2 separate regions of the Mus musculus genome follow, and region 2 is linked to region 1. The links are chromatin contacts, found by POLR2A ChIA-PET in ENCODE. All regions are on one chromosome and are shown on one strand. The core of a region is the stretch at or near the end of the contact, and the rest is flanking DNA. Distances in the headings are between cores, read along the strand shown.

Evidence for each region. ChIA-PET counts read pairs that join two places held with the same protein, here RNA polymerase II (POLR2A).
Region 2: POLR2A ChIA-PET joins it to region 1 with 19 read pairs in Patski. The contact joins the promoter of B230219D22Rik here to the promoter of B4galt7 in region 1. POLR2A ChIA-PET finds 5 or more read pairs at or near these places in 4 of 5 experiments (Patski and embryonic stem cell).

What each region holds. Positions count from the first base shown.
Region 1 is chr13:55,598,402-55,602,109 of GRCm38, reverse strand. B4galt7 (xylosylprotein beta1,4-galactosyltransferase, polypeptide 7 (galactosyltransferase I)) reads right to left here and starts at 2,214. Exons shown (of 6, transcript NM_146045.2): 1 at 1,918-2,214. The coding sequence starts at 1,967.
Region 2 is chr13:55,690,714-55,694,699 of GRCm38, reverse strand. It overlaps B230219D22Rik (RIKEN cDNA B230219D22 gene), which reads right to left and starts at 1,576. Exons shown (of 2, transcript NM_181278.2): 1 at 1,353-1,576.

The DNA of each region.
Region 1 (3,708 bases), core at 965-3,464:
GAACGTGTGCCCAAGCCCGGTGTGGTGGTGCACACCTTTAATCCCAGCACTCGGGAGGCAGAGGCAGGCGGATTTCTGAGTTCAAGGCCAGCCTGGTCTACAGACTGAGTTCCAGGACAGCCAGGGCTACACAGAGAAACCCTGTCTCGAAAAACAAAAAACAAACAAACAAAAAGAACGTGTGCCCAAGGACACTCTCACTCTTTGCTCTAAAAGCCAAAACCACTGAGGGTCCCAATTTTATCAGTAAAAGTGATGATACTGAACACAGACAACAGAGGCTGCTGGTGCCACCTGGTGGTCATCTTCAGAACTGCAGTACTGGCTGCTCCCACACTCAGGTTCTCAGGGATGATTTAGAAAAGGGATGGTCTCCTTTACCTAAAGCTAGTTAGGGGTGCTTCAAACCCAAGTAAGCTCGCACTAGAGCTACCACCCAGTTACTACACTATTTTATATATGTCCCATGAATCTTTGCCACTGTGTCAAAAGCACTGAATGGACATCAATCTATTTTTCTGAGAACACAATAACAGAAAATGATCAGAAGATGGCAATTCTCCTCTATAAACTATCTTCACCATTCTTCAATGAGCCCTTACAAGTAGATATTATGATATTCATTTCAGAGATGGAAAACCGAGGTCAGAAAAATTAAGTGGTCTATTTCTGGCCACCATGGACCATGCTTCTACTATATTACTGTCACCTTTTAACACCAAATCTGAAAAAAAAAAAGAAAAGAAAAAGAAAAAGAAACAAACACCCCAAAAGTGTGTCCACTAAATTCTAGAGCCTTACAATATCTAACAAATGTGTCATTCATTAAGTGAATATACACTAACGTGTTGGGGGAAAGAAAATGGGGGCCCCCAACCATAAATTACATTGTTCCTCCATACCTGTGACTTTGTTATTGTTATGGATCATAATATAAATATCTGATGTATGCAACCCATGGGGGGGCGCGACCCACAGGTTGAGAACCACTGGACTAGCCCAAGGTCCAAACAAAAAGATGCTTCAAGCCTAAAAGTGTAATGCCCCATAAATCTAGGCAGGAAAATCACCTCCGCCATTCTGTTTCAGTGAGAAATATCTTAAACTCGGGTATGAGCCAGACTCACACCTAACACTTAAAGCAGACCCCCACACAAGTACAGCAGCACAGGAAATGAACTACTGGGTGTGTCTAGTATAAGACAGGCAATGGCTAACCAACCAGGAAGAGAACACAGGAAGCTCTGTCTGGTGTGATCTTCCCGGCCAACCGCAAAGTATGAGAGGGCATGAAGGCGAAGGATAGGATTTGAAGTCACATGGATATGACGGGGCAGACAGAAAATAAATAAATAAATAAATAAAGACCTTCAGCGCCACAACACAGAGAGATCCGCTGTAAGAAACGAACAGAATCATCTGCTACATGAAAACAGACAGACAAACACACAAAGGCACAGGAGAAAGAGTGGTTCTCAGCCTTCCTACTGCTGCAGCCCTTTTATACAACTCCTCACGGTTGTGGTGGTCCCCAACCATAAATGTCGTCGTTATTCCACATTTGTGGTTTTGTTATTGTTATGAATCGTAACATAAATGTCTGATATATGCAACCCAAGGGGGCCGCGACCCACAGGTTGAGAGCCACTGGACTAGTTCGCGGTCCAAACAAAAAGATCAATGGAGAGAGCAAGGCAGAGACCCAGACACAGGGACGCGCAGAATAGAAGCTAGTAGGAAAAGAGAGCCGTGCAGACAATACCAATGACGTTCCCCCCACCCCCAGAGAACCACAAACACTCAGGGTGACCCCCAGAAACCCAGATGCGACAGCGTAGGGCTGCTAAGATTTGCAGGAGGTCGAGAAAAGGAATGGCACCCAGGGGGACGCGGCTCCTGCCCGTTGCGGCCGCTCACCTGCCATCCTCCCAGGGCAGCTGCGCCGCTTTCCTCCGGGAGGGCAACATCGTGGCGGGACACAGCAGGACATGGGGCTCTGGCTCAAAGCCCCGCTGCCCGGCCTGCCCAGCCTACGCGGCGTCTCCGCCCCCGCCCCGCCCCCCGGTCCGCCGAGTCCGTCCCTCCGGTTGGGCCGGCTGCACCTCAGAGCCACAGCTTATAAGGTTCTGCTGTCTGGAGAACCGATGGCGGGACCTAGCTAGGTTCTCACTACATACAAGGGCCCACTGGATGTCACAAGAAAGGGAGTTCCCTCCCATCACCCAAGTCAAAGGCGACCAAACAAGCTAGAGACTAGCTGGAACTAGACGTGTACTGCATAACAGAACGTCTGGGATAAGGTACATCTTCCTCCTTTTTCCCCCAAGTGAAGGCTGGTATCATCGCAGCATTCCTACGGTCAGCCCAGCAGAGAAAGCACGTACTCTTGGAGCATAAGATCCAGTTCAGAATTCGGAGCTGATCTCGGAAGACTGATTGTGCTTCAAACACTGCTCTGATAATTTAACAACGCTGAGGCGAGTCGATTTCTCTGTGACGGTTTCATCACTTGGGTTATATAAATTGTTCGTATTCTGTGTGGTCATTGTAGGAAACGAAAACCCATTTGGTGCAGTGCTTGGCACAGTCACACTATATAAATGCTGTCGTCCGATTTGAGAACCTAAGGAATGAATAGGAGACTGAGCCGCCTCTTTGCCTGTGTGAATTTATCTACTCTCTTCCCCTCTTCCCCACCTGGGAAAAGAGAGGCAGTTACTAGACTTCATGTCTGTTCTTTCAGGCAAAATTTAATATTCTAATAAGTACCTAACATTTATTAAGTTTTACTTTGTGCTACTCATTTTTTTTTAAGATTTAGTTATTATATGTAAGTACACTGTAGCTGACTTCAGACAGTCCAGGAGAGGGCATCAGATCTCATTACGGATGGTTGTCAGCCCGTGAGCCACCATGTGGTTGCTGAGATTTGAACTCAGGACCTCTGGAAGAGCATCGAGCCATCTCTCCAGCTCCTGTTCTAAGTTCTTTATGGCTGTGCTTTTATTCAGTCTTTATGAATAGGTATTATTTCCATTGTGAAGATGAAAGGACCAAGGCACAGGCAGGTCATTGGTTTGTGTGCACAATCTTTCCAGCCACAATCCATGATCTCCAATTTCAAGTGCATTGTTTCAAGGTAGATCTTCACTATTGGTTAAGTTAATTGTTCTTAACTTTCTTTCCCCTCTTAAACCCTAACAAACACAACTCAATGATTTGCTCTGTGGCTCACCTAGGGCTCTGCATCCCACACCAGAAACTTACCAAGTCAACCATAGATGGGGCAGACCTTTTTTTTTTTTTTAATTTTCTTTTAAGATTTATTTTATATATGTGAGTACACTGTCACTCTCTTCAGACACATCAGAAGGCATCGGATGCCCATTACAGACGGTTGTGAGACACCATGTGGTTGCTGGGAATTGAACTCAGGACCTCTGGAAGATCAGTCAGTGCTCTTAACCACTGAGTCATCTCTCCAGCCTGATGTGGCAGATCTTAAAGGCAGGATTGACCTCCTGCAGAGACCAGTTAGGCAGGGCCATCAGGCGATAAGACAGTCAGGTGACCTGTTGCTCTAGTGTTAGACCTCAAACTCAAGAAACTAAATTTTACATAAAAACCCAAATTAGCCAGGCGGTGGTGGCACACGCCTTTAATCCCAGCACTCGGAAGGCAGAGGCAGGCAGATTTCTGAGTTTGAGG
Region 2 (3,986 bases), core at 327-2,826, 93 kb before region 1:
TTGGCTAACACATTAGCATTAATGCCTACCTCTTTCCACTCTAAGACCTACCTGCTGATAATTCTTTGGTTTGCTTTTGGGGATTTTTAATTTTTGAGGTTTGTCTTCATAACAATCCTCCTGCCTCACCAAGAAAGTAATGGGTGTAAAGGTGTTAACCAACATGCTTGGTCAGCTATTACCTTATGTTTTAAATTATGCTTGTCTACATGAGAACAAATGAGTGTGAGTCCCCCCGGGGTGCAACACATGGAGTTACATTTGGTTCCCAGTGCACCGTAGTGCAGGGAGCCAAACCCTACTTCTCTTCAAGCCTGGTACACGCTCTTAACTGCTTTTTTTCCCAGCTATTCTTGGATTCTTTCCATGCAAAGTTCACTAAAATGATGCAGGTTACATTTGAGAAAAGTGGGCGGAGGAATTTCTCTTAAGACGTGGGTGGAACATAAGCTAGGAGTTAACAGAACAAATCGTGTTGCAAAGCAAAGGCTACAGTTGGTTTTGTTTTGTTTGTGGTACTAGGGGTGGACCCCAATGCCTTGCACACATCAAACAAACGAAGAAGCATCTTTTAAAATGGTGCACCGGTAAGTTTAAGGAAGCCAGCGAGGAGTTTCACTGTGACTAAATTAGTAGTTTTGAAGGTCTGCTGCGACCTGCTTTCCCTTAAGTTTTACTGTGGGTGTTTAATCCTGCCGTCTTCCAATGAAACAATCACATTTCTTTCTTTTTTTTTTTTTACCTTGAATGTGGCAGACATTGCTCCCAAAAAAACTATTTTTAGTAAATTCACAAGGCACCTTTAAGCTTTGTAAATATAGCAAAGCTTCAAAGGCCCACACGCCGTTCTCCTCCAAGGATCAAATATCCCACAACCCTCGGTGTTTTGTTACTATCTAGCTAACTACTGTATATAATCACATATGATTTTATAATTCTAAACAAGTGTGGGAGGCCGTGTCAACCACTGAGGATGCTGCTCCGCTCCCGCCTCCCGAGAAGTTTACACAACATAAATAACGGTCTCCTTTGTCTTCTCTGCGCTCCTTAGCCGTGCCCCACGGCGCTTCCCCAAGTCAGCATCCTAACGGGACCCCGAGGCGTTCCCCGCCGCGCTCTCGGGATGCGGGGACGACCGCAGCTCCAGGGCGAGACTGCGGCCCCGCGCCCACCCTGCAGCCCTGGCTGCGCGGCCCGCGCCGTGACTTCCGCTTGCCGCGAGGCCGGCGGGCGCCCGGGCGGAAGTACCGCGGGGAAGGAGGCCGCCCCGGAGGAAGGAGGCGCCCGCGCTCGCCGCCGCATCCCGCATCCCGCTCGCCGGGCCCCGCGCCAGCCGCCGCCCCGCGCCCTACCTCGGCCGCTCGGAGCCCGGCCCTCAGAGCGCCCAGGGGCCGCCCATAGGCAGGAAAGCTCCCGCCCGTTCCGTTCACTCCGGCCGCGCCCGCTCCGGGCGGCCCTGTCCAGTCACGGCAGAGGGCCGGCGGCGGCGGCGGCGAAGGCCACGCCAGCGCCCGACTCCCTGGAGCCCTCACCGCGGGGCCCCGGACGCGGGAGGAAGAAGCCGCCACAGCCCCGGAATGTGAGCGCCGCCTGCGCAGGCGCAGGCACGCCTAAGTATCGCGAGACTCTTCGCGCGGCCCGCGAACGGAGTGCGCAGGCGCGCGCGAAGCGGACGGTCCCTGTGCGGAGCTCCAGTCCCGCCAAGATGAGCGAGCGGATGGTCGGCTCGGTGACTTCCCAGAATGCAGGGTCACTCCGTGACGCAGGCATCGTTTGAAGCCCGCTGCAGTTGTCCAGAAGCCGTTTACACAGCTGTTTGAAAACGATGTTTGCTCATGCCTGTCTGCAGCCCTTAAGACTCATTCATTGTCTGGGGGCTGGAGAGATGGCTCAGTGGTTAGGAGCACAGACTGCTCTTCCAGAGGTCCTGAGTTCAAGTCCCAGCAACCACATGGTGGCTCACAACCATCTGTAAAGGGATCTGATTGCCCTCTTCTGGTGTGTCTGAGAGCTACAGTGTACTCATATACATAAAATGAGTTTGGAGTCAACCTGGGCTACAGAGCATGAACAAACAAAAATAAACCAGCAGAAATGTTAGGCACGGCAATATGAGTAGGCACACGGGTGACTCATCATGGTCAGGGTTCACAGCAGAGGTACCAGTAAAGCTTGCTTCTTTCCTGCAGCTAGCATCTCAGGGGTAAGGTGGAGCTCCCAGCCTTACCTCAGTCTTTGAGAATTTTCTAGCCATGGTACTTACTATCCTTGGGCTTCAAGTTAGCTCATCTCCAGGCAGCAGAAGTATTCCCAAATAAATCTAAAAGAAATGTTGAAAATCCTTAGTCATCATGGAAATGCAAATAAAAATGATTCTGAAATCCCACAATGGCTAAATAAATAAATAACCAACTCAAAACTGGGCAGTGGTGGCGCACGCCTTTAATCCCAGCACTTGGGAGGCAAAAGTAGGCGGATTTCTGAGTTTGAGGCCAGCCTGGTCTACAGAGTGAGTTCCAGGACAGCCTGCCTTGAAACCCTCCCCAAACAAACAAACAAACAAACAAAAAGACTCAGTGTCTGCCCTTTAGTTTCTTAAGGGTGGGTAGGGCAGGACTGCCCATATCCAAACATGAGAATATTCAGATGGTGATGGTGTTAGGGCTCTCAGATGTAAGATGTGTAATAATTAAGGTATTTTATGTGGGGTGCCCTGTAGTATTTAGTTTTTTTTTTTTTTTTAATCCCTGACATCTCTACAATGTGCCATATCCTTTATCCTAAAAGGCGGAACCACTAGCCTAATTCCATTTGGCGGTATTTCCTTCTGAGTCGCTTGGTTGTAGAATTATCCTGGATTCAGAGTTCTTACTATAAGCCCGGAACATGAAATTGATAGTATTGGGCTGGAGTTATGGCTCAGTGGTTAAGAGCACTGACTGTTCTTCCAGAGGTCCTGAGTTCAATTCCCAGCAACCACATGGTGGCTCACAACCATCTGTAATGAGATCTGATGCCCTCTTCTGGTGTGTCAGTGACAGTACACTTACATACAGGAAATAAATAAATAAATCTTGAAAGAAAGAAAGAAAGAAAGAAAGAAAGAAAGAAAGAAAGAAGGAAATTGACAGTCTTCTGTCTCTAAATAGACTTCTGAGGGAAAACCAAAACCTCCCCAGCAGGAGGCAACAATAACCCTAGATTCCCCATGGTACCCAAGGAGCAAACAGCCCCTCTCTTCAAAGGTACTAAAGCGGGCATTAACAACATAGTTTTGCTATTATTGTTTTTTTTTTAATGGAAAAAAAAAACCCACAAATCCCAGAGCTGCCAAGGAGACTCCTGTCTGATAGAGAGAACCACTGGCAGCTGCTCCAATGGGCCTTACTTCGGCCACAACTTAAGAGGAGCCAGCCTAAAGCTTGGAGCTGGCAGCCCAGAAGCAGCTTAGCAGGTGGCTACACTGTAGCAGCTAGACTGCAGAAATCTGGGAGTCAGAGAGCTGAGAGGTGAGCCTGGAAGTCCACCTTCCTGCTCATAAAAAGGAGGGCACTCAATTGCTAGCTCTGGCTGCTGAGCTGTGACATTGAGGGTACTGATGTGTCCATTTTTTGAGCTTTAACTAGAGGCTGGAAACTAGGCCCCTGGCACTTAAAAGATTTATTTATTTCATTTATGAGTACACTGTAGCTGTCTTCAGGCACACCAGAAGAGGGCATCAGATCCCATTACAGATAGTTGTGAATGTCCATGTGGTTGCTGGGAATTGAACTCAGGACCTCTGGAAGAGCAAGCAGCCAGTGCTCTTAACTATTGAGCCATCTTTCTAGCTTTTACAAGCTGCTCTTAGGAGGGTCCTGGCACTGCATTTAGAGTTACTGGCTCAAGCCAGTTTCTTTTTGAATAGAGCTAAAGGACCTTCAGCTCCGGCTGAAGCTTGGAGGTGATCTCTATGCCATGCTTCATTGTGTTTGTCTTAGTCAGGG